2 separate regions of the Homo sapiens genome follow, and region 1 is linked to region 2. A link is a loop called in an ENCODE intact Hi-C map of the cell type or tissue named here. Cell type or tissue: heart right ventricle. All regions are shown on one strand.

Region 1 (8,000 bases), 170 kb before region 2:
CTCTTGTCACCCACCTGGAGTGCAATGGAGCAATCTCAGCTCACTGCAACCTCTACCTCCTGGGTTCAAGCGATTCTCCTCCTTCAGCCTCCTGAGTAGCTGGGATCACAGGCATCCACCAACACACCCAGCTAATTTTTGTATTTTTAGTAGAGGCGGGGTTTCACCATGTTGGCCAGGCTGGTCTTGAACTCCTGACCTCAGGCAGGTGATCCCCCCCGCCTTGGCCTCCCAAAGTGCTGGGATTATAGGCGTGAGCCACTGTGCCCAGCCTTCATTCCTTTTGAAGGCTGAGTAATGCTCCACTGTGTGGAAGGACCACGTTTTGTGTATCCATTCATCGGTCCACGACACTTGGGCTGCTTTCCCCTTTTGGCTGTTGGGGACGGTGCTGCTGTGAACGCGGGTGAACAAATGACTCAGTCCCCACATGCTCTTGATGGAGCCCGGAGCCCACAGATTCAACGGGAGGGGGAACAGCTTCCTCTCAATGGGAGGGGGGCAAAGAATTTGCAGTCTTTTTTCTGTTCATTTGTTTGTTTGTAGACAGGGTCTTGCTCTGTCACCCAGGCTGGAGTGCAGTGGCACCATCAAAGCTCACTGCAGTCTCAACCATCTGGGCTTAAGCGATCCTCCCACTTCAGCCTCCAGAGTAGTTGGGACTACAGGTGCATGCCACCAAGCCTGGCTAATTTTAATGTTTTTGTAGCAAAGGGATCTGGAGATGCTGCCTAGGCTGATCTCAAACTCCTGGACTCAAGGGATTTTCCCACCCCGGCCTCTCAAAGTTGTTGGGATTACAGGTGTGAGTCACCTTTAATTCCCTGCACCGTGCTAGACAGAGATTGCTGAAGACTGTGTTCCCGGGGCCACATAGCAAATCTGCCAAATGGCAGAGGAAAGGGGAGATAGGGGCCCGGGGTCTGGAGAAATGAGGCTGGGTCTGGGGAAGACAGGTCAGAGGCAGCGTGGCTGGGAGATGCAGCTGGGAGAAGTGGAAGGAGAGGGTGGGCGTGGAGGCTTCCGGAGAGGGGTGGGCATGTATCATCCCTCAGGAGTGGAGAGACTTGGGTTGGGTTCAGAGAAAACCAGGCTGGGGAGAACTTGAGAGCCCAGGCGTGAAGGCTGATGTGTGTCTGGGCTTCACCGCCCTGAGCTGTGTGGTCAGGAGCCATCACTGAAACTCTCAAACATCCTCTTTTATAAGATGGGAATAATAATAGGACCCCTTCAAAGGGCGTCGAGGGAATTCAGAGGGAAAGTCTGTGCATACCTCTGACCTGGCTGTGATATTCATTTTAGGAGTCAACTTGACTGGGGTAAGTGGCGCCTAGAGAGCTGGTAAAAAACATCACTTCTGGGCGTGTCTGTGAGGCTGTAATGGCCAGCCGGGTGGGTCCAAGCTCTCTTCAGCAGTCCCCGGGGCTGGCAGCTAGCAGGTCTTGTGGTCTCTGAGGCCTTGGGGGGCACCTCCCGTTGTTTGCCCCCACCTACATCTGCTCAGAACACGCTTCCCACCTCCACCGCCCCTTCTCCCTGCAGGACCACCTGCCTCTTCCTGCCTCCCCGCCCAGCCTGCCTTTTCCTTGCACGACAGCCAAAATCCCATTCCCCCAAGTTTCCAGAAGGGATCAGCACTTGAATCAGCAGACCAAGTAGACAAGTCCACCCTCCCCAATGTGGGCAGGTGTCACCCAAACCACTGAGGCCTCCCCCGGGACAAAGGCAGGGGAGGGAATTCTCTCTCTTCCTGTGCTGGGACATCCATCTCCTCCTGACTTTGGACATCGAGCTCCTGTTCTCAGGCCTTCAAACTTGGACTGAATTGCTCCACTGGCTTCCCTGGGCCTCCAGCTTGCAGACAGCAGATGGTGGGGCTTCTCAGCCTCTGTGATTCTGTGAGCCGATTCCCATGTAGATCTCTCTCTGTCTCTCTCTCTCTCTCTCTCTGTCTGTCTCTGTCTCTGTGTCTCTGTACACACATGCACACACAGACACACACATATATCCTTTGGTTCTGTGTCTCTGGAGAACCCTGGCTAATCTATGTGCACTTCCCAGCCACCCAGCCTGAGCCAGAGCTGTCTGGGAGGCTGCAGCCTCCCTCGCCGGGAGCCCACATCAGTCAGACGGCTGTGGGTTGGCGGGTGGTGGGGAGTTCCCCTCCCCGCAGCATCCAGCTGGTGGTCCGAGGCGCCGCGGCCCCTCACAGGGCTCTGCCTGCGGGAGGCTGGACTGGTTTCCTTCTTGGGCATCTCAGGATCTCAGCAGAAACTGGGGACTTCCTGAGGTCATGCTTCCGAAGGTGGGACGTCCTCACTGCATGCCACCGGCCGACAGGAAGCATGGCTGGCCCAGCCCTCCGGGGATGGAAATCCACTCTACTCATGACTGGGCAGGAAAAATGGGGCGCGAAGGATGGGAAGAGCCGTGGCGGCCCACCCAGAGACCGGCCAGCTGGCGTCTAGCTACAAGAGGCCATGCAACAGTGGGAGTGGGTGGTGGGGCCGGGCGGGCAGGAGCAGCCCACTCTGCGGGGGTGTGGGGACAGACACGCACTCTATGGAAGTACCTCGGTGGCACCAGGAGTCACTGGGGGCACCCAGCAGGTGCATGCTTAATGCATGATGGGTGAGACGTAAACAGCCAGCCAGGCGGGTCCAAGCTCTCTTCAGTGGTCCCCAGGGCTGGCAGCTGGCAGTGCAGGAAATGGGGTCCCCGAGGCCTTGGGGGGCACCTCCCGTTGTTCGCCCCCACCCACATCCGCTCAGGACACGCTTCCCACCTCCACCGCCCCCTTTCCCTGCAGGGACACCTGCCTCTTCCTGCCTCCCCGCCCAGCCTGCCTTTTTCTTGCACGTCAGCCAAAATCCGATTCCCCCAAGACTCTGCCTCATCAAAGATCCTCTTTCTCATCACCATAATTTTCCATTTGTAGGTTAAGCTGCACCTGGGGTTCTCAGAAATCTGCTAACTCTCTTCCAACTCCCTGAACTCCTCAAACGCCTCGTCCTCCCCTGCTTCTGTTGTTCAGAGGACAGGACGTAGCAGGTGGGGGCGTGGAGAGGGGGCGGCTGGGGAGTGCCTTGTCCGGGAACATCTTCGGAGACCATGTATGGGTAGGGGGGAGCCAGGCTCCTCCATCGAGTCCATAGAACTGTTTACCTGGAAACAGCAAGACCGAGGCAGCTGTGCTCTCACCTTTTTGTCCGTCCTTTCCAGGGGTCTGGAATCTGAGGCTCAGAGCCCTTTCCCAGGAAGAAGAGGGCAACCAGCCCCTTTCAGCATGTCCCGTGCTCCGTGCACCTCTGTGACACCTGGTTACTGTACTCTGAAGCTTCGCACACCCCCGCAGTCTCCATCGTAACCCCAGAAAACCAAGGCTCAGAAGGCGACGGGCCCCAGGGCACCCGGACGGTGACGACGGTGGCTGTGAGATGACAATCTGGGTCTCTGGGATTTCAATTAGGTTTGGAGGATAAAAGGTGTGAATAGGAAGCTATCACACAAGCTAGAACATGCCCGGTCCCAGATCAGGCTGTATTCCTGTGATTTGGTGTGGGTACAGAGGAGAGACTCTCCCTGGGGGTCCAAGTGGACAGTAGCATTGGGGAGGGCATCCCTGGCAGGGGGCATGGCATGGGACAAAGGCTGGGGGGAGGGAGGCTTGGGGCAGATTGAGTGCAGGATGCCTGTGTGTGACCAGGCCGGGCGGCCCCCAGGCCTCGGGGCAGCCAGACCCACCTTGCCTCAGGGCGGTGCTCACAGAGGCTGGGCAGGGAGTTAGCAGGACGCCTGCAGGACCTCCTTGTGAGCCCCCTGCTGGCCAAGGGGAAGGAAGGAGGCCTCTGAACATGGGGAGAGAAGCCAGAGCCCAGCCCTGGCACCTTGGGCCCTTGGGAAGCTGCTATCCAGGCAGGGTGGACTGGAGCCCCCGCAGGAGACCCCCAAGCCCAGAAGCACCTCTGCTGATAGTGCCCCAGGTTCTCTGCCTTTCCGAGATGGTCCCAAGGTCACCACCCCAGAGGGACACAGCCCCAGGCCAAGGGCGCTAGTCTGCCCTCCTTCCTCCCTCCTTCCCTGCTTCCTGCCCCTTTTCTTCCCCCTTCTTCCCCCCTTTTTTCTCCCTCCTCCTTCTTCTTTCCCTCCTCCCTCCATCCCTCTCTCCTCTATGCCTCCCTCCCTCCATCTATCCTCCCTCTTTCCATCTCTCCCTCCCTCCCTCCTCCATCCATCCTCCTATCCATCCACCCTCCCATCTATCCATCCATCCATCCATCCATCCATCCATCCATGCATCCACCTTCCCATTCATCCATTTATCTATTCATCCATCCGTGCATCCATCCATCCACTGTCCCTTCTATCCCTCCATCCTCCCATTCATCCATCCTCCCATTCGTCCACCCTCCTATCCACCCACTCTCCCATTTATCCATCCTCCCATCCGCCCTCCCATCCATCCACCCTCCCATCCATCCATGCATGCATCCATCCATCCATGCATCTATCCATCCATCCATTTATCCATCCACCCTCCCATCCATCCACCCTCCCATCCATTCATGCATGCATCCATCCATCCATCCATGCATCTATCCATCCATCCATTTATCCATCCACCCTCCCATCCATCCACCCTCCCATCCATCCACCCTCCCATCCATCCATGCATCCATCCATGCATCCATCCATCCATCCATCCATCCATCCATCCTTCCATCCTTCCACCCTGCCATCCATTCGCCCTCCCATTCATCCATCCATTCTCCCATCCATCCACTCTTCCATCCATCCATCCATCCATCCTCCCTACATCCACCCTCCCATCCATCCATGCATCCATCCATCCATCCATCCATCCATCCTCCTATCTATCCACCCTCCCTTCTATCCATCCATCCTCCCATCCATCCATCCATTCTCCCATCCATCCACCCTCCCACCCATCCATCCTCCCATCCATCCATCCATTCTCCCATCCATCCACCCTCCCACCCATCCATCCTCCCATCGATCCATCTATCCATCTTGCCATCCATCCACCCTCCCGTCCATCCATCTATCCATCCTCCCGTCCGTCCATCCATCCATCCATCCATCCATCCATCCATCCTCCCATCCATCCACCCTCCCGTTCATCCATCTATCCATCCTCCCATCCATCCTTCCATCCATCCTCCTGTCCATCCCTCCATCCATCCTCCTATCCATCCACTTTCCCATCCATCCATCTATCCATCCTCCTATCCATCCACCTTCCCGTCCATCCATCTATCCATCCTCCCATCCATCCACCCTCCCATCCATCTATCTATTCATCCTCCCATCCATCCCTCCCATCCACTCATGCATTCATCCATCCATGCATCCATGCATCCATCCATCCATCCATCCATTTATCCTCCCGTCTATCCACCCTCCCTTCTATCCATCCATCCTCCTATCCATCCATCCATCCACCCATCCCTTCTCCCACCCATCCACCCTCCCATCCATCCGTCTATCCATCCTCCCATCCATTCACCCTCACATCCATCCTCCCTCCATCCATCCTCCCAGCCATCCACCCTCCCACTCATCCAAGCAGTCCTTGCTTGTCTAGGACTGTAGGAGCTCTGTCAGCTCTGGAGATACGGCAGTGAACAGGACTAGAAAGGCCACTGCCTCCACGGAGCTCCCTGTTTAGTAGAAGAGAAAGAAAACAAGAAACGAACATGCCTGTATTTCTGTGTACATGAATGCTGAGAATCTGGAGAGACCAGCTGGGATGAATTGGAATCCGGGGGCCTGGGTGGTTTCTGATGAAGAGATGTTTGGGCTGGGGCTGCAGCAGGGGCCAAGCTGGCCATGGGATGGAGAAGAGGCCAGTCCTGCCCATGTCAAGTCTGGAGAGGGTGGGGCAGGGGCGAGGGTGAGATAGGGACCTGAACGTTCATTCTGGAGCTGTTTCACAAGCACCTCCAGTGCACCAGAGTCCTGGGACTGGCTGTGGCACGGGCATGGGGTGGGGTGGGATCGTGAGCACCCCTCACCTCACGATCCCCTCGTCCCTTCCCTCACCCGCCGCTGCCCACACCCCCGGCTCCTTCCAGGATAGAGCCCGGAAAACAAGTCGGGGGAGGGAGGGTGCAGAGATCAAGATAAACCCCTCTCCCCAAATCATATTCCAATTCCTCAATTTCACCTCCTCACTCAACAGGGAGCCATCTCTCTAGTTTTCCAGGCCAACCCTTAGGAGCTGGGGATTTATTTGTGCATTTTTAACCCATTGTACAGATTCTGACTCCATTAGCGAAGCCACACCTTGGGGGCCACAGTGCCTTTCGTCTGCAAAGGGGCCCTGCAAAGACCGGTCAGGAAAAATTAATTAAACATTTTAACCTCTCAATGCCTCATGGCTGCGACATTCCCCTCCCGTGTCAGCCAAGAGAGAAACAGCCGTGTTTATCTACAAGCTCCTGGAGGAGCAGAGGCCACTCAGCCCCTGATACAATCTTGGGTGCCGTGTGCGTGGGGACAGTTTACAGCCCCGCATGACAGAAATCAGATATTTAGGGAGATGGAGTGATGGCCTGGCGTTAGTGGGGTCCGACGTGTTCCAGGCTCCGTGCCCTATCCCCAGGGCTCTAATGGCTGTGTGTGGGTGGGGGTGTACTCCACCTATGAGGCGCTGGGAGTCAAATGCATTTATCAGCTTCCTGGAGATTTAAAACCCAATAGCCTCTCTCCTGCCATTGCAGAGAATGGCAACAGTGTACGCAGGCGAAACACGTGGTTCCCAGGGTCCACGCTGCTTTTTCTTCCCCCAGGCCTGCAAATTATTCTCCCCGTGGTCTTTCTGCTTGAGTCACTGACTCTATGCTCGTTTACCAACCAGGTACCCTGTGCCAGGTGCCGTGTCCACGCTGGGTCACCTCGGGGGCCAAGACAGCTGATGGCCGCATCCGGGGGTGTGGACAGATGGGAAGAGGAGCGCACCAGTCAATGCGTGAGCCCATTTCCGGCAATCAGCGCCACGACGGTACCAACGTGGAGGGGCGCAATCGTGCCTGGGCGGGTGGTTCGAGGAGGAGCATCTGAGGAGGTGATGTTTCGGTTGAGGCTTGAGTGCCGAGCAGAAGGCAGGCAGGTGGAGGTCGAGGGAAAAGCATTCTGGGCGGAGGGAACAGTGTATGTAAAGGCTCGGAGGCAGAAAAGGACTCAAATGTTTTAGGGACTGAAAGAGAGGCAGCTTCCTTCAACTGCCAACTGCCATGATGAGTTATTGCAAACTGTGGGACTTAAAACCACAGAAAGTTACCATCCCACAGGTCAGGAGGGAACCAAGGAGTCGGAGTCAGCAGGGCTGGTTCCTTCTTGAGGGTCCTGGCAGCGGAGAATTTATTCCAGGCCCTTCTCCTGCTTCTGGCAGCTGCCAACAGCTCATGGCTGACACACCGCTGCAATCTCTGTTGCTGTCATCCCACGGCCCTCGTCACATGGCCTCTGTGTCTCTGTGTCCTTCTCTGTTCTTACAAGGACATCTGTCATTGGATTTGGGGCCCATCCTGAATCCAGGATGACCTCATCTTGATGTCTTTAATCAATTCCATTCCCTAAGACCAATTCACAGGGTGAAAGGTCCCATGCACAGGTCCCAGGGGTCAGCGCTTGGGTAGCTCTTTTTGGGGTCCCCGTTCACCCCATGGCAGGCAGCACGTGATCTCGGTGGTGAGCCAGGAGGCTCACGGTATGAGACGAAGGAGCCAAGGTGGCGGGGCGAGGCTCCGTAAGGCCTCTGGCCCCTGGCACGGGGTTGGCTGTGTTCAGGGTGCAGCTGGCAGCTGCTGTGGGGTTTGCAGGGGCCTGGATGTGGGCACAGGGAAGAGAGGATGATCCTCAGAGCTTCCAGGGGGTCTGTGGGGGGCAGGGCCTCTCACACTTCATTGAGAGGAAAATGGAGAAACCAGAACTCCTGGGGCCTTTGGGAAAATGGAGCAGTGATGGAGGAAGAAGGG
Region 2 (8,000 bases):
CCCCAGCGTGGGAAATGCCCCCAGCGTGGAGTGCCCCCAGCGTGGGAAATGCCCCCAGCGTGGGAAATGCCCCCAGCGTGGAGTGCTCCCACCGTGGAGTGCTCCCAGCATGGAGTGCTCCCAGCGTGGAGTGCTCATGGCGGTTCCTTGTGCCTTTTGATACAATCGCATAAGAAGGCTGTGTGGTGGTTCACACCTGTAACCCCAGCACTTTGGAAGGCCAAGGAAGGAGGACTGCTTGAGCCCAGGTGTTTGAGACCAGCCTGTGCAACATGATGAAACCCCGTCTCTACTACAAATACAAAAATTAAGCAGGCATGGCCAGGCGTGGTGGCTCACGCCTGTAATCCCAGCACTTTGGGAGGCCGAGGCAGGCAGATCACGAGGTCAAGAGTTCGAGACCAGCTTCACCAACATGGTGAAACCCTGTTTCTACTAAAAATACAAAAATTAGCCGGGCATGGTGGCACACGCCTGTAATCCCAGCTACTTGGGAGGCTGAGGCAGGAGAATCACTTTAACCCGGGAGGCGGAGGTTGTGGTGAGCTGAGATCGCGCCACTGCACTCCAGCCTGGGCAACAGAGCGAGACTCTGCCTCAAAAAAAAAAATAAAAAATTAGGCAGGCATGGTGGCACAAGCCTGTGGTCCCAGCTTTGTGGGAGGCTGAGGTGGAAGGATCACCTGACCCTGGGGGTAAGTCAAGGCTGCAGTGAGCCATGATTGTGCCACTGCACTCCAGCCTGGATGACAGAGCAAGACCCTGTCTCAAGAAAATAATAATAATAATGCAAGGACAGGAATGCAGCTGTGAACATTTTATTTTATTGCATTTCATGTATACGATCATTCCAGTCAAAAAATAAGTGACTTTTATAAAACCAAAATATCTTCAAAGCTACAATTTAGGCAACATCTTTATTTTCTTGAGTCATTCTTTAGTTTTAAAATAAAATTGGCTGGGTGTGGTGGCTCATGCCTGTAATCACAGCACTTTGGGAGGCCGAGGTGGGTGGATCACCTGAGGTCAGGAGTACGAGACCAGCCTGGGCAACATGCCGAAACCCCGTCTCTACTAAAAATACAAAAATTAGCTGGGCATGGTGGCACATGCCTGTAATCCCAGCTACTCAGGAGGCTGAGGCAGGAGAATTGCTTGAACCCGGGAGGCAGAGGTTGCAGTGAGCCGAGATCACACCACTGCACTACTACCTGGGTGGCAGAGCAAGAGTCTGTCAAAAAAAAAAAAAAATAAGAGTAAATTTCAATTAAAAATATATTAGCCAATTTTAGTAAAATATCTCACATATGAAAGAAAATTTGCATTCACCAAATCAAAATATGACACTTTGCAATTCATACTCTGTGTCACTCTTGAATTTTAAACCCAGATACAATCTCCACGTGGTCACAGAGAATAAAGGGCTGGCGGAAGTGGGGTTCCGTGTCTGCGCTTTTACGTTGCTATGTGCGGTGGGCAGAGCGATGGCCCTGAAGATGCCCAGGTCTGGACCCCCGGGACCCGTGACCCTCGTGCTTTGTGTGACAATGGGGACTTTGCAGACATGACTCAGGCAGGGCTCTGCAGAAAGCGAGTTTCCTGTGTTCTCCAGGTGGGCCTGAGGTCATCACAAAGGTCCTTATAAGAGGGGGGCCTGGGACATCTGGGCACAGAAGATGCTACTCTGTGGGCTCTGAAGATGGAGGAAGGGCCCCTTGCCAGGGAATGTGGGCGCCTCCAGGAGCTGGAAAAGCCAGGAAACAGATTCTCCCCGAGCCTCCAGAAGGAATCAGCCCTTTGGACGCCTTGATTTTAGCCCACGGAGACCCGATTTGGACTTTACACCTAACCTATAGAACTGTATGAATAAGTTTGTATTATTTTAAGCCACCTAAATGTGTGGCAGTTCATTACGGCAGCCATCGAAAACTAAGGCACTGGGTTAAATTTTGTTTTGCTTTTTGTTTTGTTTTGTTTTGTTTTTTGAGATGGAGCCTCGCTCTGTCACCCAGGCTGGAATACAATGCTGCAATTTTAGCTCATTGCAACCTCCTCCTCCTGGGTTCAAGTGATTCTCCTGCCTCGGGATCCCAAGTAGCTGGGACTACAGGCGTGGACCACTACACCTGGCTAATTTTTGTGTTTTTAGTGGAGGCGGGGTTTTACCATATCGGCCAGGCTGGTCTTGAACTCCTGACCTCAGATGATCCACCCGCCTCGGCTTCCCTAAGTGCTGGGATTACAGGCATGAGGCACCATGCCCAGCCTGGGCTACAATTTTTTTTTTTTAAGACAGGGTCTTGCTCTGTCACCCAGGCTGCGGTGCAGTGGCGAGATCATGGCTCACTGCACCCTCCAACTCCTGGCCTCAAGCGATCCTTCCACCTAGTCTTCCTGAGTAGCTGGGATTACAAGCATGCACCACCATGCTGGCTAATTTTTAAATTTTTTTGTAGGGACCAGGGTCTCACTATGTTGCCCAGGTTGGTCTTTTTTTTTTTTTTTTTTTTTTGAGACAGAGTCTTGCTCTCTTACCCAGGCTGGAGTGGCACAATCTCGGCTCACTGCAAGCTCCGCCTCCTGGGTTCACGCCATTCTCCTGCCTCAGCCTCCCAAGTAGCTGGGACTGCAGGCACCTGCCACCATGCCCGGCTAATATTTTGTATTTTTAGTAGAAACGGGGTTTTACTGTGTTAGCCAGGATGGTCTCGATCTCCTGACCTCGTGATCCGCTTGCCTCAGACTCCCAAAGTGCTGGGATTACAGGCGTGAGCCACTGTGCCCGGCCAACCCAGGCTGGTCTTAAACTCTTGGACTCAAGCAATCCTCCGGCCTCAACCTCCCAAGGTGCTGGGATTACAGACGTGAGCCACTGTGCCTGGCTAATTGTTTACTTTGAACCTATTACTCAAACCTAGGAAAATATAAGACCACAAGGTGAAAACCCAAAACAAACTGTGAGCCCAAATCATTCCAAACCTTTGTGAACTTACACACAGAATAAGCATGTGTCACTGTGTGTGTGTGTGTGTGTGTGTGTGTGTGTGTGTGTGTGCTGGGGCCTGGCATGTAACTGGGAATTCTCTGAATTAACTTCACGTCTTCTATGGTGTTTATTAAAGGCTAAGTAGTGCAAACCCACTAAGTAACAGCGTACACACTGCCTCACTTTGCTAGAGCTGCCTTTACAAAGTGCCACACACTAGGAAGCTCCAACAACAGAGACATATTGTCCCACAGCTCAGGAGGCCGGACCCCCAAAAGCAAGGCATGGGCAGGGCTGGTTCCTTCCCAAGGCTGTCAGGGAGAGTCCGTCCCTGGCTCTCTCATTTAGCTTACGATCGTTGGAGGGCAGCCTTGGGTGATCCCTTGGCTTCTAGAAGATTCACCCGATCTCTGCCTTCATCTTTGCATGTGCATCTCTGTCTCTGTGTCCAAATGTCCCCCTTGTAATGGGGTCACTGGTCATATTAGATTAGGGGCCACCCTAATGATTTCGTCTCACCTTGATCATCTGGAAAGACCCTGTTTCCAAACAAGTTCCCGTTCACACGCACTGGCGGTTAGGACTTGAACACTCAACCCATGACACCCACGCACACACGCCACCCATGTCACGTAACCACCACCCAGCCATTTAACTCTGTGTGTGTATGTGCCTGTGCATGTACAACACACACAAACACACACACACACACACACACACACACACACAGAGTTAAAATTCACCAGGGAGAGCAGCAGTTGTTTAGAGCAAAGACACCACAGCGCCCACACGTGCCTCGTTTGAGGTCCTGCAACCAGCTGGCCTGGGGAGCCGGTGACACCACCCACCCCCGTCTGCTCATGCAGCTTCCAGTGGGCTCTGTCACTTCCATCAAGAACAACACCCCAGGGCTACAGGAGCAACACCCCAGTGCCCACTGATATTCACTCTAAGGTCGTGGCATTTTTTCCGAGACCTAAAGCATTTTTAATTTCATGTTATTATTATTTTGAATGGGCTATTTCCCCCATGTTATTCTGATGGCTGTTGCTAATAGGCAGAAAAAAAAGTCTTTAGCTGGGCGCAGTGGCTCATGCCTGTAATCCCAGCACTTTGGGAGGCTGAGGTGGGTGGATTACTTGAGGTTAGGAGTTCAAGACTAGCCCGGCCAACATGGTGAAACCCCGTCTCTAGTAAAAATACAAAAATTAGTCGGGTGTGGTGTGGTGGTGGGCACCTGTAATCCCAGCTACTTGGGAGGCTGAGGCAGAAGAATCACTTGAACCTGGGAGGCAGAGGTTGCAGTGAGCCAAGATCGTGCCACTGCACTCCAGCCTGGGCAACAGAGCAAGACTCCTTCCCCAAAAATAAAAATTATTTTGAAATACATCTTTCTTTTAAAAGTTTGTTTGAATTTACATAGGTAAAAGTCAGCTTTTCTGGTGTGCAATTCTAAGAATCGGACAAATGTACAGAGTCACGCAACCACTGCCAAAATCAAGGTGCAGCTCCTCAAAAATAGCTCTCAGGTGCCGAGCCTCTGCAACCAGCCTTCCTTGAACCCCTTAGCCCGCCCTGTGCCCCTCCCAGTGCTGTTGGCTGCCCGGTCCAGCCACCCTGCGGCATCACCCAGACCCAGGACTCCTCCAGCGGGAACCTTCAGAGGTTCCTTCAGCTGGCGTCTGATTGATCCCAGTAGGTATGTGTGTCATTTTAATTGCTGAGTGGTATTCCTCGGTATGAAGGCATCACGGTTTCCTTATGCACCAGTTGAAGGCTGAGTTCCGTCTTCAGTAAATATGAACAAAACTATGAACTTGCAGGCATCGGTTTTTGTGTGAGCACAATTTTTCAGTTTTCTGGATAGATATCCATGATATTGAGGCAGGAGAATAGAGAATGAAGGTAACCAGGGGTTAAGGGAGAAGCAAAAGACCAGCAGGTGCAGCCAGTTCTAGGCAAGGTGAGGCAGCACACAGGCCGCCTTTAACCTGTGATAACAAGACAGACCCCTCTACTTCAGCCCCTGATTGACTGCGGGCCGAGCCTCCACTTCAGCCTCTGATTGGTCAAAGGCCAATCCTTCATAGGTGGGTAACCAATCGGAGACCTCTAAAGGGCACCGAGGGGGTGGTGCCAAGTTTTCTTGGCCTTATAAAAGCCCTGGGAGCCTTGCAATCAGGAGACTCTTGAGCCACATGCTGGGGCGTCTCTTGCTCCGTGAATTGTGCCTTTTCTCCTCCCCTGTCCTTTCTCTTGTCTTTCTTTGCTTCATTCTCTTGTTGCTTTGTGCGTGCATTTTGTTCCATTCTTTCTTCAACACGCCAAGACCCTGGACAACTCGCAGCCGAGACCTTCCATCCGGCCACCCGTGTTGGCGAGCAGGCCGGGAGGTAAGCCCGAATTTGGGGATGTGTTTTTTTCTTCTTTCTTTGTCGAAGCTGTCATCTGTGGGCGCGGGTTGAGCAGTGAAAAGCCACCAGGGCACCCGCCGCTTGAAGTCTCCGGTGACACGATAACTCGGTCAGGGAACGGGTCGTTCAGGTCCTGCCGAGCACAAGACACGTCCGCGCAACAGCCAGGGCGATGTTTGTGCTGCAGAATGTCTTTGCGGAGCCGAGAGCCCCCGTTCCGGTCGGTGTCTGTGTCCCTGTGCCGGAGGCGGTGGTGTGGAGTTACGTTTTTAGGGTCCTCTTCTGAGAGCGGGACAGGGGCCCCCCGTTTTATGTGTGAGTCTTTCTGCGTGAGAACCCGGAATTCTTCATGGTTCCGAGGGACGGATCCCTGACTTTGCTGTTAATAGTGTTAAGGTCTGTGGTGAGGTCCCGTGTCTCACGAGGGTTACCGGCTGAAGAAGCTTATTTCACTTGGGACGCAAATAGCTAAGCATTGCATCCCGGGACTAGGGGAATCACAGTAAATCAATCCATCGCCTACGGGGGACGCCTCCAAACCAGCGCCAGGGCCCACCCTGGGGTTCGGGATGTCTGACACCCTAAGGCTGGGGACGTCGCCTGACCCCCTGAGGTCAGAAACGTCTGCAATATGCAGGCCCTCCCTAGGCCAGACCACTATGGGAAACACCTTCCAGAATCCTGCAATCTGTAAAGCTTCTAAGACGGGCCCTCAAAAAAAAGTCCTGAGGCCGGGCGCGATGGCTCACACCTGTAATCCCAACACTTTGGGAGGCAGAGGCAGGTGATCACTTGAGGTCAGGGATTCAAGACCAGCTTGGCCAACATGGTGAAACCCCGTCTCTACTAAAAATACAAAAATTTAGCCAGGTGTTTGATGGCTCAAGCCTGTAATCCCGGCTACTCAGGAGGCTGAGGCCAGAGAATCACTTGAATTCGGGAGGTGGAGTTGCAGTGAGCCTAGATCGCGCCACTGCACTCCAGCCTGGGCAACTCGGTCTAAAGAGACTGAGTTTTAGACCTGAGACTTGTTCTTAAAAAAAAAAAAAAAAATCCTAAGACTGAGCTGGATGTTGTGGATGACCCCCTCTTACAAGGGCCACTTGTCTCTTGTCAAATCCTCCTCAGCCCCCCACATCCCCAGAGCGGATCACCCTCTTCCGCAGGTCCCATGGCACCGTCCCTCTCGGGAGGAGTGGGGTCCAGTCCAGTGCAAGTCTCATTTCCCACAACTGATACCCAACAATGTCAGGGAAAGTGGGGAAGGTACTCGGAGGACCCTGGCAGGTTTGTGGACAGGTTCCAAACCTTGGCTCACAGCTAACACCTTCCAGCCAGTAACAATGGGATTGCTAGCTCAGAAGGTCACTGTAGGTCTGAGAAACTGTGAAACTGTTTTCCAGAGTGGCCGTGCATGGGACGTTTCCTCCCGCCACCAAAAATGATTCTGTTTGCTCTAAATACTCACCAGCATTTCATGTTGCCCAAATTCTTTATGTAACCATTCTTTATTATCATTATTATTTTTAGAAACAGGGTACTCTGTGGCCCAGACTGGAGTGTGGTGGTTCAATCCCAGCTCACTACAGCCTCCAACCGCTGTTTGTTGCTAGTCTATAGACATATATATTTTTTTTTCACTTTTTACTTATTTTTTTGAGACAGACTCTGACTCTGTTGCCCAGGCTGGAGTGCAGTGGTGAGATCTTGGCTCACTGCAACCTCCGCCTCCCAGGTTCAAGTGATTCTCGTGCCTCAGCCTCCCAAGTAGCTGGGACTACAGCGCCACCACCACGCCTGTATAATTTTTGTATTTTTAGGTAGAGATGGGGTTTTATCATATTGGTCAGGCTGATCTCAAACTCCTGACCTCAGGTGATCTACCTGCCTCGGCCTTTCAAAGTGCTGGGATTACAGGCCTGAGCTACCGTGCCCGGCCAATTTTTGTATATTGACCTTATTTCCCATGACCTTGCTAAACTCATTTATTAGCTGGAGGAACATTTTTGGAGATTCTATGGGATTTTGTTTGTTTTAATTCAATTTGACAATCACTCTCTTTCAACTGGTGTACTTAAACTATTTACATTTGCTTTTTTTTTAGTTTTAAATTTTAAAAATAATTTTATTAAAAAAATTTTAGGCCAGCCACGGTGGCTCACACTTGTAATCCCAGCACTTTGGGAGGCCGAGGCAGGCAGATCACTTGAGGTCAGGAGTTTGAGACCAGCCTGGCCAACGTAGCGAAACCCCGTCTCTACTAAAAATACAAAAATGAGCTGAGTGTGGTGGTGGGTGCCTGTAATCCCAGCTTCTCAGGAGGCTGAGGCAGGAGAATCATTTGAACCCAGGAGGCAGAGGTCACAGTGAACCAAGATCGTGCCACTGCACTCCAGCCTGGGTGACAGAGCGAGACTCCAACTCAAAAAATAAAAAAATTAAAAAAATTTATATTGACAAATTATAATTATTTATGGGGTACAAAGTGATGTCATGATACACATATACAGTGTGGAATGATTGAATCAAGCTAATCAGTATATCCATCCCATCAAACACTTACCATGTATTCATCCTAACTGAAACTTTGTCCCCTTTTA

The links. A loop is a pair of places that touch in the nucleus more often than their neighbours do. Peaks named below come from ENCODE experiments on the same cell type or tissue, not always from the same donor. Only the 100,000 strongest peaks of a DNase experiment are listed, where the experiment ranks them.
Region 1: a loop joins it to region 2, with 2.0 times the contacts of the local background. A loop is called at or near these places in 17 of 110 quality-filtered maps.

Annotation. Positions count from the first base shown.
Region 1 is chr7:1,589,881-1,597,880 of GRCh38, forward strand. It overlaps LOC105375123 (a long non-coding RNA gene), which reads left to right and starts at 2,559. Exons shown (of 8, transcript XR_001745048.2): 1 at 2,559-3,051; 2 at 3,223-3,432; 3 at 6,881-7,024. RefSeq lists an enhancer at 3,860-3,909. In heart right ventricle, a CTCF peak has its summit at 3,821 (motif pointing left); no DNase peak of the experiment used is centred here; H3K27me3 peaks cover 6,492 bases.
Region 2 is chr7:1,763,960-1,771,959 of GRCh38, forward strand. No RefSeq gene overlaps it. Among named protein-coding and RNA genes, the nearest start is that of ELFN1-AS1, 26 kb to the left of the region's middle. RefSeq lists a silencer at 3,554-3,848. In heart right ventricle, a CTCF peak has its summit at 3,773; no DNase peak of the experiment used is centred here; H3K27me3 peaks cover 221 bases.